5 separate regions of the Homo sapiens genome follow, and regions 2, 3, 4 and 5 are each linked to region 1. A link is an interaction called in ENCODE POLR2A ChIA-PET data of the cell type or tissue named here. Cell type or tissue: MCF 10A. All regions are shown on one strand. Links, peaks and the distances in the headings refer to the core of each region. The heading gives the core; the rest is flanking DNA.

Evidence for each region. Peaks named below come from ENCODE experiments on the same cell type or tissue, not always from the same donor. Only the 100,000 strongest peaks of a DNase experiment are listed, where the experiment ranks them.
Region 2: POLR2A ChIA-PET joins it to region 1 with 19 read pairs; 7 of 35 experiments call an interaction of 5 or more read pairs at or near these places.
Region 3: POLR2A ChIA-PET joins it to region 1 with 23 read pairs; 7 of 35 experiments call an interaction of 5 or more read pairs at or near these places.
Region 4: POLR2A ChIA-PET joins it to region 1 with 11 read pairs; 6 of 35 experiments call an interaction of 5 or more read pairs at or near these places.
Region 5: POLR2A ChIA-PET joins it to region 1 with 10 read pairs; 11 of 35 experiments call an interaction of 5 or more read pairs at or near these places.

What each region holds. Positions count from the first base shown.
Region 1 is chr2:158,965,721-158,971,933 of GRCh38, forward strand. TANC1 (tetratricopeptide repeat, ankyrin repeat and coiled-coil containing 1) reads left to right here and starts at 2,920. Exons shown (of 27, transcript NM_033394.3): 1 at 2,920-3,062. RefSeq lists silencers at 2,706-2,815, 2,876-2,955. In MCF 10A, for the core only: no CTCF peak of the experiment used is centred there; a DNase peak (open chromatin) is centred at 2,881.
Region 2 is chr2:158,889,171-158,895,383 of GRCh38, forward strand. No RefSeq gene overlaps it. Among named protein-coding and RNA genes, the nearest start is that of TANC1, 76 kb to the right of the region's middle. RefSeq lists an enhancer at 4,271-4,440. In MCF 10A, for the core only: no CTCF peak of the experiment used is centred there; DNase peaks (open chromatin) are centred at 3,371, 4,101 and 5,091.
Region 3 is chr2:158,898,015-158,904,227 of GRCh38, forward strand. No RefSeq gene overlaps it. Among named protein-coding and RNA genes, the nearest start is that of TANC1, 68 kb to the right of the region's middle. In MCF 10A, for the core only: a CTCF peak has its summit at 3,431 (motif pointing right); a DNase peak (open chromatin) is centred at 3,467.
Region 4 is chr2:159,087,535-159,093,747 of GRCh38, forward strand. The region is part of intron 3 of TANC1 (tetratricopeptide repeat, ankyrin repeat and coiled-coil containing 1); the gene reads left to right. Among named protein-coding and RNA genes, the nearest start is that of MIR6888, 96 kb to the right of the region's middle. RefSeq lists an enhancer at 3,306-3,585. In MCF 10A, for the core only: no CTCF peak of the experiment used is centred there; DNase peaks (open chromatin) are centred at 3,347 and 4,567.
Region 5 is chr2:159,046,006-159,052,218 of GRCh38, forward strand. All of the region lies in intron 2 of TANC1 (tetratricopeptide repeat, ankyrin repeat and coiled-coil containing 1), which reads left to right. Among named protein-coding and RNA genes, the nearest start is that of TANC1, 80 kb to the left of the region's middle. In MCF 10A, for the core only: no CTCF peak of the experiment used is centred there; no DNase peak of the experiment used is centred there.

The DNA of each region.
Region 1 (6,213 bases), core at 1,122-5,121:
ATACCATAATAAACACTGGCCATGATCCCAACTTAGACTTGATTTAAAATAGAAGTACTTACGAATCCAAGCAGGAAAAAAAAGCATTCTAACACTCACAAGGCACATTCTTTTCTCACGCTTTCCTCAGCCTATTCCCCTGGGCAGTAAATTGTATAGTAAAATGACCAGTTTATTATTTGCTGTTTTCTTTCACTCTGCTGAGAAAAGCTACATTGCTGGCAAACTGACAGAAAATTTAAAAATGGAATCCAGTATTTTGTATGTCTGTTTAGGGAATGTGTGCAGCATAGACTATTCACGTGATCTATATTTCTCTTTTTTTGTCCTAACTGGTATCAACAGAAATGTAATGAATGAGCTTCTTAAAGTAGATGGGATAAGCAGAGATATCCTCAGAAAAGCAAGAGATGATTCTTGCTTTCCTTTTCCTAAAAATTCAAACAAACCATTAACTAACAACTAACTAAAAACGCTTTTATTTTTTAAGGGAAAAGCAGATTTTAAAAAAATTAAAATTCATTTTTTAATATGTGCTCAGCTAATACTTCACTTATTAAGATATTTAGAAAATGTTCACATTTTTTTCTTACAAAACGGATCTTAATGGAAGCCCCCTGTTTGCCTCACCCATGAATTTTCATTTTTTTTTTTTTACTCTTTTTGGCCTTGTCTTTTATAAATGTACTATTTTCACCCACAGCTTAAGAGAGCTTCTTTGATGTTCTTAGTACAACATAGTGTATGTAATGTCAGCTGTTTAAAGCTGGAGATCAGATTGTGCATAATAACATATGTAGTTTGGATTATATAAACACTACAGGAAGAAGGGGAGACAGGGCCTTTCTGTGTGCACATTTCAGATTGCTAGCTGTATGCCTGTTTAGAATGTTAAATACTCCTAACTAGGCAGTGATGAAGTTACTTCTTTAGTGACTGTGACTTCTGAAACTATAAAGACAAAACTTTTTCAACTAAAAATAATTTAAAGATGATGTCAGTAATGAACATATTTATGTGATTTTCTACTTGCTACTTAAGGAGCTTTGAGAGTAGAGGGAAAAAAATTGCACTGCCTTCAAAGCCCTATTTAACTAAGCAATTTCATCAAAAATTTGGAAATACAGCTGAGAAGAGCCAAAACCAGAAAAATGTGGTACAAATGATAAATTTCATCCATTATACCTTTCTCCCATTATAAAGAAGTCTGGAGCAGGAAATCTTACCAGTCTATTTTCTTAGGATTGTTTCTCTTATATTTTAATATTTCAGATTAGTTAGACTGCTTGGAGTTTTTGTCTTTTGTTTGCATCATTCTTTTATCATTAAGGTTGCTGTCTGGCTTTTTTGTCTGTTGAAAGATTTCGTTTCAAGATAAATTAAATAAAACATTACCATATTTTTCAGCAATGAAACATTTCAGATGGAGAAAGAAGTCAATAGTTTTCTGGTTTAAGTTTGTATTTTTATTTTCAATATTCTATCCTGCCTTGTTTCGGGAATACTTCAAGGCCGCTGATGTGTTTACTGCTCAAATATCAACACAGCAGTAATCAGGCCTTTGAAACTATGGGTGAAAAATCCAGTCCATTTCAGTCTTTTTAATTTATGAAAAGAGATTGTGTGGCATTTTGCTTCCTGTCCCTTTTCATAAGAACTTTAAATATGGACACCCCTCCTGCTGGTGTCTTTATATAGGGAAGCTCTGCGTGAGGTTGAAGTTTTTATGAGGAAACTTGTTTAAAACACAATCGTATTTTAAGGCGGGTTTGCCACAGCAAGGTTAGGGGTTACCAATAAATCGGTTTACAGCAACTTCTCTATTCTCTGCTCCAGACACACCAATGGGGTGACCCGTGCACAATTCCCGCTGGCCACACAAGGCAGCGGCAGTTCTAGTTGATCCTTCCTTCGTCAACTAGATCAACGAAGGCTGTCTTAGAGAGCTTCGGGTATTAAGTGAGCAGAGTCCCTTAGGCCAATTTGGCTGCCTGGGATTCCTGGGAGGATCTTGGAGAACCCAGGACACCCGAATCCCTAGTCCCTATCCTGGTTTTTGCTCTGCTGGAGAATAACAAAACATTTTGGGAACTCAGGAGTTTAATTTACTGCCACCAACCGACAAAATAATAGCATCTTTGTGTGTTCTCTCCCCTCCGTCCCTCCCACCTCCTTCCGACAGAAGCACGACGCTGGCCCTCTGTGAATGTAGCGCAGACAGCACGGGCCAGCCCGGAGCGGTCGCAGGAGGCTCCAGACCCGCGGCCCCAGGGACGCCCGGGAAATCACCGGCCCCAGAACGTCCCCCATTCCTTTTGGGAAATAAAAAGACGCAGCCGGTGAGATGCCTTCTTAGACCTTCCAGCTCATTTAGCTGATTCTGGCCCCAGAAAGTGTGTTTGTGTTTGTGTGTAGTTAAGTGAGGCAGAGAAAATCCAAGAAAGCCGCACAAGCCACCCCAAAGCGTCCACGGAAACTCCAGCTCGGTTAATTGCTCCCATATGTCCTCCTCGGCTGTGGTAAAAAAGCAGCGAGGAGGGAAGGCCGGGTCGCTTTATTGATTTTGAAGAGGCTGTAAAAAAGACTATGGCCCATCTCATTTTGGTCCCAGAGGGGCCTAGGCGCAGCCCCGGGGGACCCGGTGCCCAGAGGGATGGTAGGGTGCTTCAGGCCCGGACCTGGCGCCGAGAGGCGGGACAAGGGGACCTCGCGCCCAAGCCCCGCGGAAAGTTCGCGCTCCGCGCTCCAGCCGGTCCCTGGATCCGCCGCAGCCCGGGGCGGGGAGGGGCGCGGGAGGCGCGGCCGGGGCGGGCGCGCGAGAGGAAGGTGCCTTCGGGAACACGCGCAAGGGCGGGGATTCGCGCTGCCAATGAGGCCCCGGTGTGGGCCGAGCAAGGCGGGGGGACGGGCCGGAGCGGAGGCTTTGCTGTGGCAGCTGCTGGAGCGGCGGCCGCCTCGGGAGCCGGAGGAGAGGCAGCCGCGGAGCGCCGAGCTGGCCTCGCCCCGAGGCCCGGCCCTGGGTGTGGGGAACCGCGCTGAGGAGCTGGAAACTTTCCCGGCAGGTAACTCCCGCAGCCCGGACTCCGCCGCGGGCCTGCGAGCGCCCCGGGCATGGCCAGCTGCCAGTGTGCGGAGAGGTCGAGAGGGACCCGGGGTGGAGAGGGTGATGGGAGAAGGGAAAGGCGTGTGGGAAAGTTTCTGGAGCGCCCCCTCCTCCGCCGGGCACACCCGGGAGCTTTCCGGGAATAGGCACAGACATGTTGGGCGCCCCGGGCCTTGGTCTCTCGGCGGCTTTGGGGAGTCCGCACCTTCCTTGCGCGGTTCCCCCGCGCCGGACCGAGCCGGCCTCCCCTGGAACCGGTGTGGTGGGAACCGGGAACGCTTGGGGCACGCTCGAGTTCTGGGACCACCCCCGCCCGGCGCGCCCGCTCGCCCCCTTTCCCGCCTTCTCTGTAGCCCTCGGGCTTGGCAAGGGCCTGGGCTACGCCTGGTACCTGGCGCGGGGGAGGCGGGGGGAGGCGCGCCTGGCACCGCGGGGTCCTGGGCGCCCCCCGGAGTGTTGGGGTGCGCGGGTCGCGAAGTTGCCGAGAGAACTTAAGCCGGAGGCATGGTATTGCCCCAGTCTGGGCTGAAAGTCTATTGCTTTGCTTCCAAGAACACTGCGATTAGCATATCCACACTCCTTTATTGGGGGTGGGGGTGAGTTAGGATTAGACGTTGGGGGTTTTTCTTTAGGGGTGGGGCGCTGAGAAGAGCGGTAATTGTCAAGATTGTGAGCCCCCTTGTTCTTGGATGCAGAGTGGTCATTTTCGGGGGACGATATCAGGGCACTGGCTTCCTGGAGGACTTTGGGGTGCGGGCGCGCAGCGCTGTGGGTGTGCGGGGCTCCCGGCTTTGGCGCGGCGGCTTTCCGGAACGCCTGGCTGGGAAGGAAGCTCTAGGCATTGTGTGGTGTGTTTGCAGACAGAAAGGTCCCTGGACCGGTGTTCTCAAAACTTACTGGACTTATTGTGTAAAGCTCCGGGAGGAAATGTGGCGTTGGCCAGGTAGAAACGCGGCGCTGCGGCCAAGGGGCGGAGGACGCCAGGCTCGGCAACGGCCTTCTCCCAGCCCCCTCCTGCCAGCTCCAGATCCGCGTGCCTCCAGTGTTGGGACCGTTCTCAGTGGCGTTGTTCCCTGCTGGAGTTAACTTGGGAGGTGAGGAGGGAACTTTCATCTTGAACTTGACCCCAGAAGCAGCGTCGTCCGTACAGGTTACAAGGTAAATGGAAGCTGAGTCTTAACGTGGGTTGGACCGCAAACTCTGGCTGGCGCGGAAAGGAAGTTCCTGGTTCAGAATCTTTGAGGAAAGGGCTCAAGATTGCTGAGATCGCTCGCTCTGGAAATGCCAGACACACCAGACTGCAGAAGTTAATGCGTGTTTGGAGGGGTGGGGGTGGGAGAGGAAAGGAGAAACCTGGTTAGTTGGCACAGAGGGCTGGTATTTCTCTGTAGTGGAAATGAAGGGAGTCTGCGTCTCTGCTTTCACCAGATCCGCTACCCTCTTTTTTCCTTCCTTGGTCATCTTTATTCCTGCCAGGCTGGCACTCCTGAGGCAGGGGAGGGGAAGGAGAGGAAAGCAGTTGTGAAGCTTCCTGGGTCAGCCTGGAGGTATTTCAGATCTGCTACTAGGAAGATTCCAGGATTTTAACAGCTGCTTCTTGATTGCTGGGAATGAAGGAGTTTATGAGCGGCTGAGACTACTTCATTATAGAAGTAGTCTGAGTGTTTTACTCATCTAAGCTACTTAAAGACCTCACAAGGGACCTTCCCTAGAGTATGCCAGTTTCTGCAGTTTGTGTCAGCCAGAATGCTTGGTGAGTGTTAGTCAAAAAGCATCATAAATATATCCTGGTGGTTCTGAAATGAAAAGTATGTGGCAGTAAAGGAAGTATGGTATCTGATATCCTTCAGGACTTCCTCCTAGGGTTGTTCCTGTTACCTGCCAAGTGAACTTGGTTCAGGCTTCCGGACTGTTGTGATTTGACAATAAGAGATGGGAAATAGTGTCATCGATTTTAGTGGAAGCAGGAAAAGTCCACAAATAAATTTAAGGTGAGTTTTTATGACCCTGTCTTGCACATGTGGTGCCCCAAACTTAACTTTTTGGCACCAAGCCTTTTGGTTTGAAGTGTTGCTGGAACTTGGAAGCAATGGTTTTCCTGCTTTCTTGGTTTAACCACCAGAATGCCCAAATTATTATAATTTATATCCATCCTTGATCTAAGATATAACTGATTCATAGTCAGCCTTTTTCTGCTTCCCATAACAGCCTGTAGAAAAAAGAACATTTTGTCTCTTTAACCACACACGATTTATTTGGTGCCATAGTAGGTTTTGACACTGGGTGATTGAGGGCATAATTTTAGAGACAATGGAGTTGTCTGGATTAAATCGTCCATTTTTAGGCAACGTTCTCTTCTGAGTTGCTGATTAATTCTTTATTTCTCTGGGAACATTAAAACCAGCATCCCTGAGCCAGTGGAACTATAATCCATATTATAATGACTCCTGCCAGCATAGCTGGAGGTTAACTTTATGTCGTTGTTTCCATTAGACATTTCTAACCTAATTGTAAAGATTTTGTCTCAGTTGGGTTGAGAGTAGGGTTGAGAGTCTCATAGAAAAAGAAATGGCTTTATTTTTATCTTTATGATAAAATAAAGTTTGTGTTACAGGAATACATTTACAGAAGCAAAATAAAGAAGAGTGTTTATATATTTGTGGGGAGGATTTGTTTTAGTGTTTAAAATAGTTTGGTTTTCAACTGTCTCTTAAATGCATATTTCAGTGGTGGAAAAACCAGAACCTCTCCCTGCCCCCTTTCTCCCCACGTTATGAAAGTGTTCACTGTACAAAGAACTCTTAAGCCTTTCTGGGTCTTGGTTTTCTCATTTTTTTCATCCCTAAAATGGGATTACCTTGCATCCCTAAAGTTCTGTGACTCTCCAAAAGTTTGAGAAATGTAGGAATTCTGAAGCCAGTGCTGTAATGTTAGAACACTGCTATGGGGTTTATAAGGGCTTGATTTACACATTTTATCCCTAACCCTTTATTTGAATAAACCAAGGCCTAGAAAGTTAAATTAGACCTGTATCATCTATAAATAGTTGAGTTGAACTTGAACCAGAGTCTTCTGATTCTCCCTAGTCTCTTCTCCTCTGTTTATTCAAA
Region 2 (6,213 bases), core at 1,659-5,658, 76 kb before region 1:
AGAATTGTCACAACTCAACAATAAAAATCACCACCTCATTTAAAACATGGGCACAAAACTTGGACAGACTCTTCAGAAAAGAGGATATACAGATGGTTAAAGGCATATGAAAAGGTGCTCAACATCATTATTCATCCAGGAAATGCATATAAAGCAACAGTGAGACATCATTTCACACTCAATAGGATGACTAAAATCAAGAAAGACTGATAACACTAAACATCAGCAATGAAGCAGAGCAACTGGAACTCTCAGACCTGGGTGGTAGGAGTATAAAGAGGTGCAATTGCTTTGAAAACCAGCCTGGCACTTCCATCAGTTTAAACACACATTAAGCCTATAAACCAGAAATTACACTCCTTGTATTTATCCAAGAAAATTAAAAGTTATAACCTCAAGAACACTTGTCCATGAATGTTTGTAGCAGCCTTATTTTTAGTAGCCCCAAAGTAGAAACAACCCAAATGCCCTTCAACAGAGAAAAGATGAACAAATAGCAGCATGTTCCTACAGTGAAATACTACTTAGTCATAATAAGAAAACAACTATCGGTACTTGCAACATGATGACTCTCCAAACCATTACGTTGAGTGAAAGAAACTAGACACAAAAAGGACATTGCAGATGAAGCACAAGAAAGGCCACATTAACCTTTGGTGCTTTTGGTAACAAGAAGGATTGATTGGAAAGAGGCACGAGAGAACTTTCTGGGATCAGGAAAATGTTCTATCCTGTTTTCGTTGGTGGTTACATGGGTGTATATAATTTCCAAAATTCGTAGAACTGAACATTTAAGATCTGTGCATATTGTTGTGTTAAATGATTCATCGACGGCCAGGTGCGGTGACTCACGCCTGTAACCCCAGCACTTTGGGAGGCCGAGGTGGGCAGATCACCCGAGGTCCAGAGGTTGAGACCAGCCTGACCAACATGGAGAAACCCCACCTCTACTAAAAATACAAAATTAGCTGGGCATGGTGGTGCAGGCCTGTAATCCCAGCTACTCAGGAGGCTGAGGCAGGAGAATCGCTTGAACCCAGGAGGCGGAGGTTGTGGTGAGCTGAGATCGTGCCATTGCACTGCAACCTGGGCAACAAGCAAAACTACGTCTCAAAAAAATAAATAAATAAATAAATAATACATTGCTGTAAAATAACTTATGTTACTTATTATCTTATCATGATTACAACAAATCATCAGCAAAGCCATAGGCCTCATGGAGAATGGGAACAGGACCTGCAGCTGTTCAGGATACATCAGTAGCTCTCTGACTCCAATATTTTGTGGTCCCATCAGAACTGAGCATCTGCCGTTCCCTCATCTAGTGACTCTGTTCTCATGACTCAGATTCTCTCTCGACTCTCCAATTATTTCTCCTGCTGCCTCTCTCATTACTTCTCTTGGTTCCCATTGTAATTTTTCCTATGCTTCTCTCTCACCCCCAGAGAGAATAAGATTTGGTGAGTTAATTAGCATTCCCTGACTATTGGTCTGATGTCTCATATCCTGCCATCTCAAAAGCCTCCACTGTCCTCGCTTATAACATCTAGAGGTGCCTTTGTTAGAACTCCATTTCTGGTCCAGTCTGTATGGCCAGGGTGGCAGGGTCTCATGACACACTTCATGGCAATTTGGGTGGAAGGCAGGAACTCCAGGGGCTGTGAGGGTGGTTGAGCCCTTGAAGGTTCCTGAGTCATTGTGATGACCATGTTCAGTCATGGGGAAACAGTGCCCCTCAGCTCCCCAGTGTCTGAGTCTCCTGCCCTGGTTTTGGGGCACACATCGCTGTAGCAGGAAGGATCCAAACGTGTGTGTTTTACACCCATAATACTGCTTTAATATCTTGCCCTGATAAGGTCGCGATGTTACCAGGGCTGTCTTGTCAAATACATGCTTAACGTCAACTCTTAACTCGTCAAAGAAACCCAGAAAAACCTGTTGATCAAACAAAGCTAAGGGAGAACATCACCTTGACAAAGTCTTCATAATGTCTCATCACGGGAAAGTACAGAGAGATGTTTTCGGGTTTTTAGGACCAGCGTTGAGGATTTTCAGGCAGGTCTTGCAAGGTGGGGAACTGGTCAGAATGAGGTAGAGTTTATGACATAATAGCTTTGCGTGGTGGCTCCATGAGACGAGGGTCCTGAGGGATCTGTCGATGGGCAAGCTGCTGGTTGGTTCATACTCCTGTCTTCCGGGGCTATTAGTTTCCTGGAGCAAGCAACTCACATATTTTTGCCTGTTCCCAGCACTGGTTAATACAGGGAGAGGCAACTGTGTTTTTAGCTTTTATTGATTTGGTTGTAAAATGTTAAAGCTATTTCTCACATATTCTACTTGAATCTCCCACCTTCAAATCCATCAGTTACAAACAAGGTTTTGGTGTGCGTTGCAGTCATGGGAGACCTTGGGTAGAGAGCAGGTTGTGACAGGGTGGCTATGGTTTTTAAATTCCTACGAGACAGTAGGGGGCTTATGTTTTACCCATTGTTTTTCTTCAATTACTTTATGATCCGGAGCACTCTTCAATTTTCCTCATCTGTAAAATAAGGAAAATTAATGTATCTACTTCATGGAATTGTGGTGAGGATTAAATGACTTACCTAAGTGTGGAGAACCTGGAAAGTATTACTATTATTATTATTTCCCAATTTCTCCACCCTGGACACTGCAGCAGTCTGTCTGCCATGAAGCTGTCTTGGTAAGTCCTGCTGTGGCACTTGCCTAGGTCTTTTCCTGCCCCCTCATCTTTTGCCCTCAGTAACCACATGCACCAGTATGGCCATAGTGGTTATTTAAAATATTGAGAAACTTCTCTTTAGGTGTGCAAGCCCCTCAAGTGTCCTCTACCACTGTCACCACCACTGCTCCCTGGAACATTCCATTTTCTCTGTCAGGCAACTAAAGGTTAAACATCTCTTCTGCATTTACACAAGGGGCCTCCAAGCCCCTGCTCAGCACCATTCTCTCTCTGCTCCCTGCCTCTGTTCATGGTTCCTGCCCCCCCCACATGCTTTTTGCGCCTCCTTCTCTCAATATTCACCTGTCCAGATAATAGCGTGCAGATTTGTTGTTGTTGTTGTTGTTGTTGTTGAGACAGAGTCTCGCTCTGTCACCCAGGCTGCAGTGCAGTGGCACCATCACAGCTCACTGCAGCCTCGACTTCCTGGGCTCAAGTGACCCTCCCACCTCAGCCTTCTGAGTAGCTGGGACTACAGGCACACACTACCATGCTTGGCTAATTTTTGTATTTTTTGTAGAGATGGGGTTTCACCATGTTGCCCAGGCTGGTCTCCAACTCCTAGGCTTAAGCAATCCACCCACCTCAGGCTCCCAAAGTGCTGGGATCACAGGCTTGAGCCACTGTGTGTGGCCAATGTGCAGCTTTTAAAAAACATGTTGCTACAAGCCATGGGGCTATATACAGGTGTGTACAGTTACAAGTGAAGACTCTCAGTAGGTTCCTCACTTGAGTTTGATTCCATTTAGGAATCATTTACTGAACCCGGCATTGTGCTGAGCTGGGGGCTACCAAACAAGGAACTCTCCTCAAACCCTCAGCTAGAAAATGTCCTCAGCTGGTTCAGACTAAGGCTACATTAGCCCAAAGGCTGAGGGTCCAATATGTCAGCTCAGCCTCTGGAGTTGAGCCGACTACCTGGCCACAAACCCTCTGCCTGTTCCTACAGAAGTTGGTGACAACCTTAGGCTTGCTCTAATGTAGTTCTCCTGGTACCAGCCACTACCAGACTAAAGCCCTTTTCTCTCCCACTAGCAGTCTTCTCTGCTTTACACCCAGATGCTCAGTTTCTCCTGCTATGCTCAGTATCAGAGGCAGTTCGTTTCCATTGGAAGGAATAAAGTGACATTCCTGGTTCACCTCCTGACTGCTAGAGGTAGGTGCCACACGTGTAACCACATACATCATATCCCACATTCAGACCAAGCAAGCCCAAGGAGGGATGGGGTGGGGGGCATTCGCCACAGGCCTCCCTCTTTCAACTCCCCCACTGTTTCAAATGTCAGTGGCAGAAGTTCTGCCGGCTCAGGAGTGGGAGGAGGCACAGTGTGCGTGTGGAGGAACAGATGGCTGCAGGGGGTTGGGGCTGAGCCATTCTCCACCCCGCTGCCCGGCTTGTCCTGGCAAGTTCGTTCACTGATGGAGCACAGCCTGAGTGTTCACAGCCCCTGCCCCGTCTCCCCAACTCTGCTCTCTCTCACTGCTGTTCATCCTCCTTGGAAGCCAGAGTCCTTCTCTCCTTCCACAAGGAATCCTGTCACACTCTGCTTCACAGCCTTTGTTGACTTGCTTGGCTACAGGATAAAATGCCAACTCGGTACCTTGGCCCAGGTCAACTCCCATGTGCTACTAAAACACAGGGTGCTCCTGCCATTCCTAAAGGGATCACACTCTCTAGACCCTACCCCAGGGCACAGGCTATTATTTCCACCCGGAATTCTTAGAACCTTCCCTCACACCCTTCCCACCTGCTAAACTCCTATTCACCCTTCAAAACCCACTCCAATATTGCTTCCTCTGGAAAGCTTTCCCCAAGGCCTCTGTGGAAAAAGAGTTGTTCCCACCTCAGGGTCCCCTCAGCACTAGGTTCATACATCTAAATCAGCATATTACAGGTCTTACTATAATTTATCTGTTTACATGTCTCTCTCCCCAACTAGTTCACAAGACCCTCAAGTACATAATGCTTGTCTTAAGTTGATGCTCAATGTATTTAGTGAATAAATGAATGAAAAGTCAAATACACACTACTTATAGATTCTTCTTAAGCTTTAGTATGCTTCTCAGGGTTATCAATGTTATCGAGCCTCTGCCTTTCCCTCCCCATTCACCCCTCCTATGGCTTAGGGATTATGGGAAAAGGGAAATTATAATGACTGTGAAGTGGAGCACCCCTGTCTCTAGAACCACGTCCCTGCCCATTTTGATATTCTCTCCTCTCTTGGAGGACCCTCTTCCCTGCCAGATTCTCAGGTAGAGAGCAAAGCAAAATACCAACTAGTGTGTGCCTGTGGCTGAGTCATTTAACATTTCTAGACTGCAGTGTCTCATCTGAGAAATTGGAGATTAGAACCAGGTGACGTCAAAGGCTCTTTGTAGTTCTGACAAGCTATAAGTCATGAAGAAAGTCGTTGGAATTTTAGGCATCCCCAAAACTAGAGAATAGAAATGTGCACAGGGCCTCTTCAGTGTTCGCATAATATAAATCTGTTTATCCATGAATAAGGCCGACCCTGGCAGTGGCTTCTTTCTTTCCTGACACATCATTCCCACCACTTCTTGTTCAAAGCCACCTCCTGAATTGTCAGCTGGGCACCTTGGGAGACTTTGTTTTTGGCTTATTAATGTTGATGGAACAGCATTTTCAACAGCTACAACCAGTATAATCCAAACTTTCCATATTAAAAAAAAATTTATTTTTTATTTTTTATATTTTTATATTTTTATTTTTTCATATTTTATATTTATTTTTTTCCCACCACCAGTCACCCCAGACTATTTGCAGAGATAGAGAGGCCTGGGCACTTGTGTTTTGTTGGGGACTCTTTGAACAACCTGTGCAGGTAGTATACTGCACAACTCTAGGGGGCTCCCTTCATACTGAAGTCATTGTAGATTTGCACGTGCATTAGGATACGTTTTTTTGCAGATGGCAGCAAAGTATCTGAGGAAAAGTTGCTTTTTCTCACCTGCACAAAGGTACTTAGGAGGTTAGCTCCAGTGCTAACTTTTTTTCAAAAGGAAACTATGCCAGGCCGGGCAAGGTGGCTCACGCCTGTAATCCCAGCACTTTCAGAGGCCAAGGCGGGTGGATCACTTGAGGTCAAGAGTTCGAGACGAATACGAAATACAAAATATTAGCCCAGTGTGGCGGCATGCCCCTATAGTCCCAGCTACTTGGGAGGCTGAGGCAGGAGAATTGCTTGAACCCGGGAGGTGGAGGTTGCAGTGAGCTGAGATCGTGCCACTGCACTCCAGCATGGGCAACAGAGCAAGACTCCATCTCAAAAAAAAAAAAAAGAAAAGAAAAGAAGAAAGAAACCTATGCCAAAATAGCATTATGCAAATTGTGGTAGACATCAATGTTTCCATGTTACAAATCAATATTTTTAATATTGTGGTAAAAAAATATATCTCACATAAAATTTACCCTTTTAGGCTTTTCTTTTTTTTCTTTTTTCTTTCTTTTTTTT
Region 3 (6,213 bases), core at 1,184-5,183, 68 kb before region 1:
GCCACCGCACCTGGCCCCACTTCCATTTAATGAATGGTAAATATTTTTGTCTTCGTTATGATTTTCTTCTTCTTCTTCTTCTTTTTAATGTTTTATAGAGACAAAGCCTCACTATGTTGCCCAGGCTGGTCTTGGACTCCTGAGCTCAAGTGATCCTCCCATCTCAGTCTCCCAAAGTGTTGGGATTACAGGCATGACCGACTACACCTGGACCCTTATGATTTTCTTAATAATATTTTATTTTCTCTAGGTTACTTTATTGTTAAGAATACAGGATATGGTACACATAACACACAAAGTGTGTGTTAATTGACTATGTTATTGGTAAAGCTTCTGGTTAACAGTAGGCTACTAGTAGTTAAGTTTTCGGGGAATCGAAAGTTACACACAGTTTTTTTTTTTACTTTGTGGGGGATCAGTGCACCTAACTCTTGCATTGTTCAAGGGTCAACTGTACCATGACATTGAGGACTAGGACTCTAACATATGAAATTGGGGGGACATAAACATTCAGCACATAACACAGGTAAATAGCATCTTCTCAAAGCAATAGCAAGCTCAACTGAAATTATCAAATGATTGTTTACTGTTTGAAGACTCATTTCAAAAGCCTATCCTCTCTGTATTCACCAATACTAAACTATTATGAACTTTGTCCCATCTCAGTCAAGCCTGACATTGAAAGACCCACCTTAAACATAGACCCCAGAAACCTCATAAATATCCCCACCTCTGGCTTCCCTGCTATTAAGATTTCATCAAGATCGTAACCTCCACAGCAGCCAACAATATAATCGAGTCAATTTTTAAATTTTTTAATAAAAAAGTATACAGGACAAAAAGGGAAACATGTAATGGATTGATACCTTTAAAACACAATCATGTAAAAAAAAAAAAAAAAAAAAGGCAAGCCAGGCATTGTGGCTCACAGAGGTAATCCCATCACTTTAGGAGGTCGAGATGGAAGAATCACTTGAGCCCAGGAGTTGGAGAACAACCTGGGCAACATAGTGAGACCCCATCTCTAAAAAAAAAAAAAAATAGCTGGGTGTGGTGGTATGCCTCTGTAGTCCCAGCTACTCAGGAGGCTGAGGTGAAAGGATCACTTGAGCCCAGGAGGTCAAGGCTTCAGTGAGCAGTGATTACACCACTGCCTCCAGCCTGGGCAACAAAGCAAGACTCTGTCTCAAAAATAAAAAAAAAGAAGGCAAACACATACGTACATTTGGTCTGTTGCACTAATGAATAGGATTATGGTTTCTATTTTCAAGCCTTCTACAAATTTGTCAAGAACTGTGAAAATCAAACTTCTTCATTCATATTAAACAAATAATATTTTAATTACTTTAATTTTGAAAAGCACAAATAGTTAAGAAAAACACAAATAGTTAAGAAACACAAATAGTTAAGAAAAAACTTAAGCATCAAGGTGAGATTGATTCATAAAAATTCCATGTCAAAGTCAATCTGAGATTGTAATACAGTCCATGTAATTTCTTGAGGATGAATTATAGCAGTTTTCAAACATCTCTGCAGTGAAAAAAAAATTCCCTCAAGTATCCTCACCAGGAAATTCATGATAAATTTCTTCTGCATTTAGTTAAAACTTCTCAAGTTATTCTTTTGCAAAAATCAGAGAAAGTGGCTGAGTGATAGTAAATGTTCATCGTATTTGATCCTTTATTTTAGAATGAATGTCCAGTTCTTGCTGAAAATAACTCAGGCATTCAAAATTGTCTTTTTGATTTCTTCTGGCCATGTAAGGCCTGCATCTTTTGTTGTTTCTCCTGACATTTTTCTTTGAAATGTCCATTTCCTTATATTTTGTTTTTGCAGAGTTAATGGTCTTCTTGAAGTCTATGTACCCATCTGCAGTAAACAATTTCACTGTACACTGTTCTAGGTTGATTCTGGCTGTTTGTTAATATGTTTGTGAAGTCACGTAGAATGACAGAATTAAAGTTACCCAAGCTCTGTTTCTTTGTCTTTACTATCACTGTATTATCACTGATCATTTCAAATGTACACTTTAGACTCAGAAATACATGGTAGAACTGTGCCCAATCTGAGGTCTGATAGTTACAATTTATCATGAACTTACTCCTGAAACAAATGCTTGTAGCTGCATATGTCATAGGCCAACTGCGTAACTGGAAATTCTCCAAATTGACTTCCATGACGTAGAACAGAATGTTTGTGAAAGGATATATAATGAAAACGTGCTAATTGGAAGCATACATAGTTAAAAATGGAAAGAAAGCAAAGTCCTTGTTTAGAACTTAAATGAAAAATGTTCAGGGAGAATTAGTTTATCATTGCTGTTTAGAATCACTGTTTGATGGTGATAATAAAGCACAGGCCACCTTTTAGTTAGTTTTACTATTGTTTTTCAGTTTCCTTCAGGTAATGCCCACCTTAGTGCCTGCACAGGGAGGATGCTCCCATGGGCCTGCCCCCAGTCCCCCACCTCCTGAGGTCGCCCAGGAGGGAGACTCGGGTAAGACTGCAGCCACCCCTGCAGCAGGACTTCTTCCTTGTCCAGACCATCCCGGCCGGGCACGGTGGCTCGTGCCTGTAATCCCAGCACTTTGGGAGGCCGAGGTGGGCAGATCACTTGAGGTCAGAAGTTTCAGACCAGCCTGGCCTGGCCAACATGGTGAAACTGAAATACAAAAATTAGCTGGGCGTGATGGGGACAGCACCAGCCTGTAATCCCAGCTGCTCAGGAGGCTGAGGCACAAAGCTCGCTTGAACCCAGGAAGCAGAGGTTGCAGTGAGCCAAGATTGCGCCACTGCACTCCAGCCTGGGTGACACAGTGAGACTCTCTCAAAAAAAAAAAAGACAATCCCAATTATCTTCACATCTCCACCTCTCAGGCCAGGGGACTATGCCCAATTCAGGAGAATATACTAATTAATCTAAAATTTTGAGTTAATTTCTCCTTGCCTGTAATGGTTTAGGAGTGGGTATTTGTTGAAAATCTAGCCAAAGAAGTTTGAGGGAAGTCTAATTTGGGGGCTTCTAAATCCATCAATGCACTCCAGGCATTGTCTATAGCTAAACAAATAAGGTGTATGTTATATACATACATACATACATATATATGTATAAAACACATATATTGTATAACACATGTATATAGCACATATGTATATATACACACACAAAGATATATATCACCTTGTTTCTTATGTATGTGTATACTATTGAGATTAATAAAAATAAAAATACACGTTCACATAAATGAGGTACTAAATTCATAGAATCTTTTAGTCTTTATGTATTTTTCTCAATCAAAAGATACAAAAAGTACAAATACTATTACATGCAGGTTCATGTCTTACCCTTATGCTTAAAAGGAGTCCTCATTAGTGGACAGCATTCTATTTCTCTCTTTGTCATTAAATAGCCTATCATCGAATTTTTCTATCAACCACTAGAGGGTAGTATAGACCAGAAAAAAAGCCCAAGCATCCAGTTGGCGGCAGCACATTCCTGAGACTAAGTGCTGCAGTGATAAACAGCCATTTGGTTAGAATGACCAGTGTAGGCAAAACAATTTAGGCCCCACTTTATAAAAACTCAAAATAAAAATACCGTTACCGGCCAGGCGCGGTGGCTCACACCTGTAATCCCAGCACTTTGGGAGGCCGAGGCGGTTGGATCACGAGGTCAGGAAATCGAGACCATCCTGGCTAACACGGTGAAACTCCGTCTCTACTAAAAATACAAAAAAAATTACCCGGGCGAGGTGGCGGGCGCCTGTAGTTCCAGCTATTCGGGAGGCTGAAGCAGGAGAATGGCGTGAACCCGGGAGGCGGAGCTTGCAGTGAGCAGAGATTGTGCCACTGCACTCCAGCCTGGGCGACAGAGCCAGACTCCATCTCAAAAAAAAAAAAAAAATACCGTTACCAAATTCCATGAGAAATGTGTATATTTAACTGGTTAGACAAATTTAGACATGAAGTGCTCAGAGTGTAGGACTGGAGTGACTAGGTTTGAATGTTACCTCGACTCTTAACAGCCGTGTGACCATGGGAAAGTGTTTAACCTCTGTTTCAGCATCTGTAAAATAATGGTAATAACAGTATCTATGATCATTCAATTAGAACAGTGACTGCATAGCACATAGTGAGCATGCTCCAAATTTGGGCAGATTTACTTTTCTTGGCCTCAGTTTTCTCATCTGTAAAGTGGAGCTAGCAATATTAGTCCCATGGTTGAAGAGTAAATGCACATAAGCAATTAGCACAATGCTTGACACTTGGTAAAATATATGCTTTTGTTAGTACTATTTTAATATTCTTTTTATAATTACTAATGATATTATTGTTAGACTTGGAATAAAAACTTGGCACTGGTATTTTGTCATTGATTGTTTACCTTAAGGCACATTTGAGAAACAGCGGCCCTATGGGGTGGCTCATGCCTGTAATCCCAGCACTTTGGGAGGCCAGGGCAGTTGGATTACTTGAGGTCAGGAGTTCGAGACCAGCCTGGCCAACTTAGCGAAACCCTATCTCTACTAAAAATACAAAAATTAGCCGAGTGTGGTGGCGTGTGTCTATAATTCCAGCTACTTGGTAGGCTGAGGCAGGAGAATCGCTTGAATCTGGGAGGCGGAGGTTTCTATGAGCTGAGATCGCACCACTGCACTCCAGACTGGGTGACAGAGTAAGACTTTGTCTCAAAAAAAAAAAGGAGAGAGAGAGAGAAATGGCAACATGGAATTGCATTTTCTGGTTCTTCCCAAAGCTGGCAAGGCTCCTGGCCACATACTGCTCACCACAGTTTTAAAGCTTTGCCTCTACCTGAAAACCAAACTGGATATGCAGTTAAGTGGAGAATTTAATCTTCCTTTAAAGACAATGCAAACAATTGGTGCCCCTTTAAAACTCGCTTTCTTGTTGAAAGTGAATATTTCTTTTGGATCATTCAAAAACTTCAAGTTTCTTCTGTGATTGTGTACAAGGTGTCATCCCTTGTTTATTTCTGGATAGACTTCCACAGATTAAAGCTAGCATCTGTATTCTCCCTAAGCTGGTCTCTGCTGCCAGGGCCTTACTTGTTGTTGAGCAAGGATGGTTTGGCACTGACGGTCCGATTTACATCCTCCTATCTCCATGAAGAAGCTTATCCTAGCCTGGGCAATGTAGTGAGACCTCATCTGTACTCAAAATAAAATAAAATAAATTTAGCCGGACATGGTGGCTTATGCCTATAGTCCCAGCTATTTGGGAGGCTGAGACAGGAGGATTGCTTGAGCCCAGGAGGTCGAGGCTGCAGTGAGCCATGATAGCACCACTGCACTCCAGCCTGGGTAACAGAATGAGACTCTATCTCTAAAACAAAAAAAAAAACTTACCTTTAAAAAATCATACCTACTTCAAAATGATATAAAAACGTCATCAATCATTTTATGTGTTTTGCTATACCTGCCAAGAAGAGTTCGATGGTGTTGAACTGTTGCTTAGCATTTAGTCTCTTTTGGTAATAAAAAAATTAATACTGGCCACAAAACAAATTGATTTCATGAGCTTATTGACAGCCCTGGGGAATTTAGAGTTTGCCATAGTGAGCCAAGAGGGCCAAGCTGCTTCTGCTTGACCTACAAATCCTACAGTTGCCAGCCAATCTAGTCAATTCTTGGCGATGGATTGATTTCCCCATCAGTTTTCTTCAATCTCGCCTCAGACCTCAGAACTTCCTATTCCACTGGACACCATTGCTGCTCAAATAAATCCCATTATAGACAGAGCCCCAGTGTGTCATATCACCAAAAGACAGAGCAAATGGCTGGTTGGACTACTGTAAGCCCTGGATCACTTCCAGAATACAGGTTCCACCATGCGAGCCAACGAATCTGTTTTCCCAGTCATCTGTTTTCACCAAGTCAAGAGTTCAAAAGACTTGTCCAATAAGTCAGAACTTCTGTAGCTGGATGACTGGTGTTCCAGTGTGATCATCATGTCTGCCCTTTAAATGTAAAAACTGAAGCACTTTGTGAAACCTGAAAACAGTTTAAGACATTAAAAAGTCCTCCCCCCTCATCTAAAAGAAAAAGGAATTTTCATGCACTGTAGAAACCATTCAGAGGCAAAACATCACATCCCAGTGAATATAATAGGGTCTTGCAGCCCCCTCTTATTTGAACACAACCCTCATTGACTTAAAAGTGACATTTCCAAACTGGCTGCAAGAATGATTTGTCC
Region 4 (6,213 bases), core at 1,395-5,394, 120 kb after region 1:
TCTCCTTTTGTTGCCCAGGCTGCTGTACAGTGGCACAATCACAGTTCACTTCAGCCTCAACCTCCTGGGCTCAAGTGGTCCTCCTACCTTTGCCTCCCACAGGGTTGGGATTACAGGTGTGAGCCACCACACCTGGCCAATGTTGCTTTTTTGATTTCAGGCTTTCGGTGTTGGACGGGAGGGGACAAGGGTTGTGGGTGAAATTGTGTTCACCAAAAAGGTACATTGAAGTCTCAACCCTTGATACCTGTTAAAGTGATCCTGTTTGGAAATTTGCTCGTTGCAGATGTCAGGAAGTTCAGATGAAGTCACGCTAGGTTAGGGTGGGTCCTAATCTAGTATGACTGTTGTCCTTAGGAGACACAGACACAGAGGGAGAATGTGATGTGATGACGTAGGCAGAGATTTGAGGCATGAATCTATAATCCAAGGAATATCAAGGATTGCTGACCACACCAGAAAGGAAGAGAAAGGCATGAACTAGATTCTCCCCGAGAGCCTTCAGAGAGATCATGGCCTTGCCTGATACCTTGATGTTGGACTTGGAGCCTCCAGAAATGTGAGAAAGTAAACTTCTGTTGTTTAGGCCACCCTATTTATGGAACTTTGTTACAGCAGCCCCAGGAAACTAACACAAGGGTTCTGAGTGCAGTCGGGCTCTGGTGCCTTTCAGAGGCTCCGAGGTTTTGTTTGTATCCTAGTAAAACACCTTTTTAATGCTTACCTGGAAACCTGTGATAATTTTTCTTAGGTTTTTAGAAAAATTACTTTATCTTGTCCTTATTTCTTCTCAGAAAGGTTTTTGTTTCCCATATCTATAATATTTTCTCACATTGTTAAAATTTTAGCTCCTTCCCTCTGCTTCTTGGGGAAACCTTCCCGAGCTTATTCTCTTTATCATGGACTAAGTTTTCTATAGTATCAGTTTTCCTTGACTACCTGAAATGTGGATCATGCTTTTTAAATTTCCTGCTTTTCTTTCCTTATCTTTAATAGTCTATAGTATAGATATATAGTATAGAATGCCTTAGTCTGTAGTATAGCTCAAGCTTGTCCAACCCACGGCCTGTGGGTCACATGAGGCCCAGGACGGCTTTGAATGCGGCCCAACAAAAATTTGTAAACTTTCTTAAAACATTATGAGACTTTTTTTGTGACTTTTTTAAAAAACTCATCGGCTATCATTAGTGTATTTTACGTGTGGCCCAAGACAATTCTTCTTCCAATGTGGCCCAAGGAAGCCAAAAGATTAGACACCCCCGGTATGGATTGTCATCAGGAAAGAAACACTCTATGAAGGGTCTGGAGGCCAGGCCATCTTATATTCTATTGATGGTACCAAGCGGTTCACAGAATTTTGTTCTCAGTCGTCTTTGAGTGTTCAAGCAGATGTTCTCTTTCCTTTCACTAATAAGCTATGTTTTCTCAGTCCTGTCATTGATTATTTTGGGTGGTGGTTGGGGGAGGCTTATCAAAAGAGAAAAGATGCAATCAGCCAGGTTTTACTGATCTGGAGCTGTTGTTCCTGCTGGTGGGCACAGGGTGGAGATACAGAGGCCGACTCCAGGGTCAGGGGTTTGCTATCCTCCCCCTTCCACAGTGGGCTGGGCTCTGATGTTTTATAGACTGGAGTGTGGTTAGGCCACCAATTGTTTATTGCAACAACAAAGGATCCCCTTTTGTCATCTTTAAAATTACTGGAAATTCTTTCCTTTTCTGGCAGTCTCTTCCTTTTAGTATGGTTTTTTTGCACTTGTGAGTTTTCTTACTTTGTAGTTAGATATTTTACTAGGGTATTGGGAGAGGCCTTGCCAGGACTGCTAGCCAGATGCAGTTTTAAAAAGAAACAGGAATTCATGCATTTATCGCCTGCACCCCACCTCCACCCCTCCCTGCTCCTTGAGCGGCTGTTCCCCCTCTTCTCTTTACTTCTCAATTCCTTGGTCCTGTCCTGCCTCATTTCCTTCCTTTTTAGCATCTGTTTTCTTCCCTGTCCTCCCATTACACTCCAACCCTCATGTCTCTCTTTCCCTCTTTCCTCCCTGGCAGACTGGATGTTTTCCTAGTGCTTTGGATTATCCATGTCCCATGTGAGCAGGCATCTGCAAGTGTGCCCACACCCAACCACCAACAGCAGAGATGACCAGGACCTGGAAGAGAAACAGAAGGGTGGGAAGAGAAGAAATGCCAGCTGACCCAGAGCCCATCAATGACAGGACTGTGGCAGGCTCAGCACTGCTGGCATCCAACCTTCAGAGCAGGGCACTGGCACTCTTCTTCCTGTTATGCCCGTGTCCACTGTAGTCAGCTGCAAACAAGCTTGCCTCCGAGCAGTGCCTACACACATGTCACTTCGAGCACATGCTTTGTGGAATAGAGCTTCATTTCACCCACTTGCCAAGTTAGGCCTTAGTAGGTGGCCCATTTATCCTAAAGATCTTAAAATTGACACATGGCTCAATCCTTGGGAATGTACATTTAAATATTTACAGGAAATGTGCACATAGGAAAAAATATAAACCATCTAAACGTGTGTATCTTAACACCCATGCTTCAGTTGATCAGTTCCCATTCCCAGAGGCAGCCACTGCTACTGGTTCGATGTGTATCCTTCTCGAGACCCTCCATGCATGTACAAGTGTCCATGTTTGTATAGATGTAAACATAATGTGTGTGCCTACATACATATGTAGATACACATATATATACACATATACCCTCAAGGAATGTACATTTGGAATGGAAACTTTTATTTTAATCATCTGCATTACTTAGTACAGTAGGCCTTGTAGTTCCTTTTCTCCCGACCTCTTTGTCTTGGGAAGTGGCATAAGCATTCCAGATCTTTTTGACCACCTTCTTGCTTCTGTGGCTCTCGGTCCTGGCTGCACAGTAAAATCACTTGGTGAGCTTTAAGGACCATCACCTGTGCCATTTTCCCAACCAGTTAAAACAGCCTCGCTCGGCAGGGATCGGGGGTCCCTCTGTGTGGAGGGTGTTGGAAACTGAATCAGGTGTAGCATCAGTAGGCCTGGCAGAGCCACGGAATTCAAGCTGCAGTGTGTTCCACAGGACTGGTAGACCTGGACAAGTCTGTGCTGGCAAGGAAATGTAGAATCCCAAATTCCATGCAGATTGACGGTGAATCCTGCCAGGTTGCCTTCCACCACAGCTAGCTCGTGACTTCACCCTTCATTGGGCCAGGCAGAATGACCGGAGCCAGCGCCACTGTGCTGCAGAAGCAGCAGGCCCAAATGCTGCAAGAGTTAATAAATGTCCAGTACCCACGGAGAGGAGAGGAAACTAGGGTGCTTGATGACTAAACACCTATCCTGGATCCACTTCGCTTGTATGGTGACAGCATGAGGTGTGACTGAGAGAAGATTAATGATCACTGGGCCTGGGTACCTCCCAAAAGGAGTGCTGCAGGAGTGCTGTGGAGCTAATTAACCAGCCGGCATGAAAAGTGAAAATAGACGAGGGAACAGGGTGTTTTTTTGTTTTTTTTTTCTTCCCCTCTGTGGTGGCCCAGTACTGTGCGTAGACCTACATATACTATTTTTGGTTTTCCTTCTTAAGTATGCAAAATGACATAATGTTGAAAGCCTTTCTCAGTAGCCTTCTCCAAGGGGAGCAATACTGAGACAGTGGACTCTGGATCCCGCTGCCTGGGTTCAGACTCAGCTCTGATATATGCCAGAGTGGCCTTGGGCAAGATACTTGATCCTTTCTGTGCCTCAGTTTCTTCATCTGAAAAGGGGGCTAATAGCAATGCCTAATTTGTGGCGTGGCTGTGAAGATTAAGTTTAAATAATATATGTATAATGCACCCAGAACCCTGTCCTGGCACCTAATACATCTAAAAAATAAAAAGAGCATTTATTTTAAATTGCACCCCTCTGGGAGTTTGGGGGTGGGAGTTTTTCTGAGGTCATTTATTTTTAAAGCACAGAAACTCTTGCATGCTGATATGTCTTAAAAGGAAAACTTTGACAATTAGAGAGGAAATGCCAGTCTGTTTACTCATCTGTTTCAGGATAAGGCACATTTGTACGTTTGGTTCTATAACCATTGAGTATTAAGAATAAAACCATGCGGACAGTATTTACTGATCTCTGTTTAGATCCCACTGGGTGGATTTTTGAAGACAAGGATATGCTGTCCTGTTGGCTAGGTTTCTTGTACCCTAGGGGTTAGCTGCTTTCTTGCCTCTTAGTGGTATTGTTTGAGAATTAATCATGATTGTCTGAATAAAGTTTTTGAAAATTGTTTTCTTGGATGCATTTATTTTCAAAATGTTCTGCCTGAATGTTAGGAGATTCTATAAGACATAAAATGGCTTCAAGTGCTTTTAGTTGTAGTCTTCTGAAGGGTCCAAAAATGATACTGGATCTTGTGGAAGAAATCTTTCAGTTTTCTGTAAATATAGGGGGGGGTGTGTGTGTGTATGTATGTAGAGTTATGTGGTTATACAACCTTTAAGAAACATTAGTGCACTGTAAGGCGGGGACTGCACAAAAGGTGCCCTAACACATTTAATGCCCTAGTTAAATGCATTGCACAAGTTCCGTTTTCTGGAGCTGGATAAACAGAACATCTTTCTTTTTCTATTCTAAGCTTCTATCGCCCCACCCCACCTCAGCCACTTCAGTGGCACAATAAATGGAAATCTTATTTCCTGCCTCTGCAGACCTATTTACCTGAGTGTCTAAGTGCACCCTTGCCTTTCTCAGGCCTTCCCTTCCTGAAATATGCTTTTACTTTCATCTCCTTGCCTTCGTTGCCCTCATTTTTTAAAGCTGTCTCTAATGCTGCACTCTATGTACTTTAATCTGTGATGTTGGATGTTGCCATTCTGCATAGCTGCCTTTAAACATTCATCTCCCAGATTGACATTTTCTTCCATTATGAATTGAAATCCCTTTTCACAGCCTGTAATGGTAAAAACATTTTAAAATAAAGAACTGTTATCAAAAGCCATTTCTGCCAATTTAAAACGCCTTATTGGATGGCTTTATTCCCTTTGATAATTTTGTTATCTTTGCAAACTATGACTTTGACTTACTTGTATGCGTATATATTTTTATTTATTACGAACAGAGAGGTTCTTATAGATGTCTGTGTGTCCCCTTGCCCTTTCTGGACTTTTATTTTTGGACTTAAGGGAATTGATGATTTTAAAAGAAGCAAAGGAGTGTGTGTGTATGAGTGACAGAGGCTATATGTAACCTGCAAAGTCTGAAATATTTACTGTCATACCCTTTGTAGCAAAGTGTGCTGACGCCTTATGTATTTAAAATACTCACTAAAAATGTGTCGTTTTGGGGATCTCTATCTTTTTCCCCAAATTAAAGCTCTTAAACGTGTGAAGTGGTGAGAATGTTAGAGCCTGAGCTGACCGGTTGTGGGGAGGTTCTAGCTGTGATCCCTGTTCCTCAGGGTTACCTTCCAGGCCCCAGTCTCCCATCTGAGACAGTGTGATTGCATTTGATGCTGTGCGATGGAAAGCATTTTGGGGTAGGTGGGACTGTCTGTGGTGTGTAAATGTTCCAATGGAAACACCTGCCAGTGAAGCTGGAGGAGGTAAATTACTAGTCATTGATAACATAGTTTTCATACCCTGGAGAGGTTGCATCGTCCTACCTGGCATTTCTGCCTGCAGTAACAGGAAGGGTGATTGAAATGTGCTTCCCATCACTTAATCAAGGTGGGGAATAAAATAGGTCATAGTTAAAAGAAAACAGTATCTATTCAAGGGTTAAGAAATATGCCAGCTGTGCTGGTTGTTGCAGTGAAACATCTTTAATTCCTCTTAAATGTCTTTAAGCTTCTGCTGAGGAATGTTACATCTACTGGAGAATCTCTGGTGTCTTGTTGCCCAGAACCAATATTGTATTGTTCACGTGGATGCCCCTAAGAGATTTTCACTTTCTGCCCGTGGCATCATCGTGATGCTTTCTTTGTTTGACCGTATTCCCCTTGCCCTTGTGCAGTTAAAGCTCCTGGCTCCAGAGTGCTAGATCCACCCAGCTTTGTGCTTCCTGTTCATACATAAAACTTCTCTCCCTACTTTGTGCCTTTCTAATGAAAGGATACTGGAAGTTAGAGATCTTTTATTGCCTCTGAAAAACAAACCAAACAGAACAACATGTTTGAGAGTGATTATAGTGAGATGGTAAAGTAAACTTGAAATGGAAACCCCCCTCCCCCTCC
Region 5 (6,213 bases), core at 1,047-5,046, 80 kb after region 1:
CCTGTGGTAACACGTTTCTCAAAGTAACATTGAAATAGCAATTTAAGTGTATTGCCCATAGAGATTTATCAGAAAGGAAATTTATTTAGAAAGTTGTGGGTTTTTTTTTTCCCCCTTCAGTTTTCGTTTGGCAGAGAATTCACTAATTTTTCTCCTTCCCTGGGACCAACTTTAGAAAATAGATAGGAACTTAATAGCAAAAATCATGTTAAATGGTTTTGTGGTTTTAGACTGCGTCTCTCTTTTGCAAATTCCTTTTCTGTGAAAGAAAACCTTGCAACACATTGCTATTTGACATTTTATTAATTTGGTGGGTTTGAGGGAGAAGGGTGAGTTTCAGTTTTGAAGTTAAAGAATTTTACAATTTAGGAGGGACTGACCCTACAGATGGCCTGTCTCCTGGTTTCCTTCGCCTCAATAGAAACTGCCCTTGTCGACGTCCCAAATGGCCTCTGATCATTGAAGCCTGTTGTCACTTGTTAGTCCTTGACATGACTTTTCCTGTAGTATTTGATTCTGCTGATCATTCCTCATCAAAGCTGTCTCTTCTGGGTTCCTATGCACCATTCTTTTCTTTTCTTTACTTTTTTTTTTTTTTTTTTTTTTTTTTTTGAGGCAGGGTCTAGCTTTGTCACCCAGGCTAGAGTGCAGCGGCACAATCTCGGCTCATTGCAACCTCTGCCTCCTTGGGCTCAAGCGATCCTCCCACCTCAGACCCTCAAATAGCTAGGAGTACAGGCGCGAGGCACCAGGCCTGGCTAATTTTTTTTGTATTTTTTGTGGAGACGGGTTTTCACCATGTTACCCAGGCTGGTCTCAAACTTCTGAGTTCTAGCGATCCACTTGCCTCGGCCTCCCCAAAATGCTGGGATTACAGGCATGAACCATGGTGCCCCGCCCCTTTGCACCATACTCGACTGCTTTGTTTTTGCTTCTTTAATTTCCTCTTAGGTCCTGCTGTATCTGCCCTTATGTTCCTGGTTCATCCTTGGTGGTTTTCTTTTAGTCTGCTCAGCCTTTTTGGGGGAGACCTCAATAATTCTGTGGCTTCAGCCACCATCCACACTTCATGGACCCCCCAGGTCTCTCTGAATTCATCCTCCTCTTAGACAATCTTTTGGACATTTCTGCTTGGATGACTCATAGGTACTTTTAAATCAGGATATCCAAACTGAACTCATTTCCCCCCCCCAGTTATTGCCTGCTTCCTGCTCCCCACTCCAAACCACTCACCCCACGCTTGTCTGCTTTTCCCATTTTGGTCATTGGCACTACTTTCTACCCTGTCACTCAAGCCAGAAATTTGTGATTCATCCTTCAGCCCTCCCTCAGCCCCATTTTAAAATTGCTGATTACATTTTATCTTAATTTCCTAAATAAAGAAGGAAAACGCAAACTTAAGTCATTCCACCGTGAAAGAAAAATATCTTGGGCCCCCAAATCGCTAAAGCTAAAAGAAAATTCAAGCTGGGAACTACTTAGGGCAAAGCTGCCTCTGATTCTATTCAAAGCCATCCCTCTGCTCACTGAGATAAATGCATATCTCATTGCCTCCTTTGGAAAGGCTAATCAGAAACTCAAAAGAATGCAACAGTTGGTCTCCCACCTGTGACCTGGAAGCCCCCTCCCCATTTCCAGTTGTCCTGCCTTTCCAGACAGAACCAATGTTCATTTTACATATATTGATTGATGTCTCATGTTTCCCTAAAATGTATAAAACCAAGCTGTGCTCTGACCACTTTGGGCACATGTCATCAGGACCTCCTGAGGCTGTCTGAAGGGCATGCATCCTCAACCTTGGCAGAATAAACTTTCTAAATTGAGACCTGTCTCAAATTTTGGGACTTCACACCACTAACATTTAATTATAAATGTTTAAAACTCATCACTGGGCCTATATAAACAAGTGTAATAATACAACACATTAGTGACCATTTCTATAATATATGTTTCATGCTAGGTATAGTCCTACAAACTTGTCATGTTTTATTTCTGATTTTTTTTCACAGCTATTCTGAGGGATGTCATGCTCTGTTACAAGTGAGGAATCTAGGGTCAGAGAGCTTGTGTCCAGGCCCAGGGGCACAGGGCAAGGAAAGCACAGTATAGTTGGGGTTTAGACCACATGGGCTGGTGTTGGTTGACCTGACCCCAACACCTTTGCCTTTGGTATCATGCCACCTTGTTTTGAGTTGTTTCTATAATGCCACAGCACTGTTGTAGATATCTGGCAAGTAGATTGGCTTTGGGGGGCAGTAACTGGTCTTGTTCGTATTTGAATCTGTTAACGTATATTTTTTCTTACAATTAGTGGTAAAGACATGACTCTTGATGGTCCATGTTGTCTGTGGCTTCGTCTGGATACCAGCCCTGGCTCTTCCGTGAACTGTCTATTAGCTGGGTGGCCTGAGACAAGGACAGTAGGATCATGCTGCTCGCCCTCAGAGGGTTTTTATGAGGAGGAAATGGAATGCCGTACAGGAAAGTGCTTTCAAATTCAGGGCATTTTTGAAAAGTTGTGTTCAATTGTGGGAATTGATCATTTGCTGGCTTACATGAGCCCTCTTTTTTTATAAACGACAATGTGAACATAGAAATTTTCCTGGATTTCTGATGTTAATGCTGATCATTCTTGCACAGGCAGAAAAGGCAAGAAACGACCTTGTTTATAGCACATATAGACCTAAATTTTGTTAGTCCTTAGTAAAACTAGTTTAGAACAGGTAAGGATATGATCTACAAAAATCATACAGAACCTTTTTGGGTATAGGCGGGTGAACAAAAGCAGAGTCTACTGAAGTTTTTTGTAGAGATGGGCTCTTGCTATGTTGCCCAGGCTGGTCTTGAACTCTTGGCCTCAAGCCATTCTCCCACCTTGGCCTCCCAAAGTGCTGGGATTACAGGCATGAGCCACCACAATTGGCCCTCTTTATTCTGTTAAATTGCTCTTGGGAGCATGGATGGACTTTTGTGCTGTACCACAATGAACTGTAAATTGAGACCTGGCTGTTTTATATTTTGTTTCCTCATAGGTCCCTCCTTTTGCCCTGTTCTGAAAAGGAAATGCTCCTTTTTCTTCATAGGTCTCCCTCTTCCATCATATTTGGTTTTTAGAGTGTGTCTAAGGAGAGGGCCCTTTTAATACATAGATAAACTCAATCTATTATTGTGGAATTTAGAAATTGTTTAATTTTCAAAGTCTTGGTTTCTTATAAAATTGTCCTGTAAATTTAGGGGCAGTGCTGTGTATTTTGCAGTTGTTTTGACTGAACTTGACAGACTGTGACTCACAGTAGGTCCTTGGCAGTTGGTAGCCATTACCATCCAAACTTAGTTCAGATTTTACAAGGGTTACATTGGTTTATGTTAGGATTCAAGAAGAATTTATGTAAGTGTTGTAGAAAGGGAGGGAGGAGAGTGTATAATAACAGTGGTTCCTGGGAGTGTGGACCATGAGGGACTGCTTCATCATCAGCAGGGTAGCTGTACCCCAGACCTAAAGAACCGTCCAGGGTGGGGTCCAGCAGCCTGCCTCTTAACAAGTCCCCCAGGTAACTCTGATGCACTTAACTGGCCTAACGTTACAGGTTTCAGCCTGAAGTCCACCCAAGAGATAGTGAGGACCTCCCCAGAGTGGTGGAAGCGAATGGAGGGGAGTCAGGACTGGTGAGACGGAGACCTGTTTGGCTGTTTACCAGACATGGAAGGGAGGCCATGAGAAAGAGGAGGGGCTTTGAGTCTCGTGAACTAAAAAGGATGGTGCTTTATCAGCAGGAACCTGGACCCAGACTAGTGAGTGGGTTTTGGAAGTGGGGAGAGGAAGATGGGTTTAGTTTTGGACATGTTGAGGTATGTGAGCCAGGGCTGATGACGGCAAGTTGGAAATAAAGTAGTGTAACTGTAGCACAGATAAAGAATGGAGAAACAGATTTGTGACTTGCCTGCATACAGGCAGCAGTTGAAGTGGGTATTCTGGTCATTTTTCCAAGGATGATAGCACAGAGAAAGAGACCCAAGAATAGACTGATATGGGATTGGGTGCTTGGGAGTGCAGCATTTGTTTCTCTTTCAGAAGAGTAAGTCAAAATGCTTAGGAATACATAGTGACATAATTTTTTTTGTTTAAGAGCCTCACTCTGTTATCTAGGCTCAAGTGCAATGGCATGATTAGAGCTCATTGCAGCCTCGAACACCTGGGCTCAAATGAGCCCACCTCAGCCCCGCAAAGTACTGTGACTACAGGCATGTGCCACCACTCCCAGCTAATTAAAAAAAAATTTTTTTTGTAGAAACAAAGACTCACACTCCTGGACTCAAGTGATTCTCCTACCTTGGCCTCCCAAAGTGTTGATTACAGGTGTGAGCCACCACACCCAGCCTGTGATATAGTTTTAAATTAAACCAGGTTATCAGAACAGCGTTGCAGTTTTGCCATTTAGCTTTAGGCCCCATGCTGTGTAACAGAGACTTGTTCTTGAATGTCATTTTATCTGGAAATCCAAGGCTTAGGGTGCCAAGGCATGGTTTTAGTGCATGTTTTTCTTGCAAAGGAAGAAGTGGAATGAGGTGTTAAGAGCTAAGGTGTGACCTAGAGCAGGCTGCTGAGATTCTCTAAGTCTCAGTTTCCTTATCTGTCAAAAGAGGATAATTATAGTTCCCACCTGGTGGTTGTGAGGACTAAACAGGAGGTTGTCTGTGAAATAAGTTTCTCTACCTCTGCCATTGCTTTTGTGGTTGGTTGCTGGATTTGTGAAGTAAAGGTCTTCCATTTGTATCGATAAATCTTGCATTTGTATTGATTTATGATATGAGGATTATAAAAAGTGATGTCAATTGGAGATGAATGCAGTTTTATAGTTTTTAGTGAATTATCAGTACATTGAAATATGGGCTTTGTTAGGTTTGTGAGAAGGCAAAAGAGAGTTGGCTTGAGAAGTTTTACTGCATAAAAACAAGAATCAGATATTTTAAAAATTATTTTATATCCAGCTTTGTTGCAGACTGACATATTTTGCTGTACCAGGAAGATGTTTTGCTGAGACCATGAAAACTTAGTACATCTGTGCAACATCTTCATTATATCTACAACAATTTTACATCCACCGTCTCTAATTCAAAGCCATTCAAGAAACATGTGTCTTGTTTTCCACTGGGTTCTAATTGGGCTGTTTTTCCTTAGTGGGAGACATTTGGACCACACACTTACATTTAGGAAATAACTTGGTAACTGGGCTACATGTACAAGAGTGTATAAAGAATGTTCTCATTGTGGAAAAAGTAGCTTCTGCAACTCCCTATTCCTCCCCAAGAAAAGAAAGCTGTGTGTATGTATGTGTGCATGTGTTTTCTGTGCTGCGTCACAATAGTGACTTTTGTTCTTTAGGTCTGAGATGTTTCATACTAAGAGAAATGATGACAGAATCAGTGATCAAAGGTTTCACTGCAGAGTTACTAAGAGCTTTAATTGAATCTTTCACTGGGTTTTAGAGGAAAAACATCTGATGTTCATACATGGCGCGTAACATACCTTCAAGTATAAGGCTTAAACTTCATAGGTTTGATTAGTTTTATGGGACCCCTACAAATAACATGTCATATCCACCCATAGGAATTAGCTCTAATTCAAAATTTAGTTGAAGTGGTGTTTGTGTGTGTGTGTGTGTGTGTGTGTGTGTGTGTGTGTGTTTGCTGTTGGGTTGGGTTTGGATGCCTTCAGTTTAGTTCAGAACTACCACCCCAGCTCTTCCAGAACTGCACGAGGCTTGCACCATTCTGGGAAATTTGGCTGCTGCCACAGCTGAAATACTGAGCCAGACTTAGGTTATTTTATTAGTCTAGAAAGAGTATTGCGCTCTTGCAGCTGTTCCTAACCATGAAAACAAAAACCATCTCGGTTACCCAGGATCCATGAGAAATTGGCAATGGCTCAGTTTAAGTCCGTGTATTTTGGACTCTGAATTATATTTATCTTCCTATGGGCATCCCCTGATTTAGGGCATACAGCTGGGGAATGGCCTGTGACTGTATGAGGCAGTGGGGGCGGGAGAGGCCAAGCCTTGGGTACCACATTCATTAGGAAGCCTGATCCAGTTAACTGAAACACGGCAGTTTCCAGAGCACAAATACTTTCAAAAAGAGTGAGGAGAGCACCAAGAAAACAATACAACCAACAGCGTGTATTAAAAACACCTGTCTCAAATATGAAATGTGGCA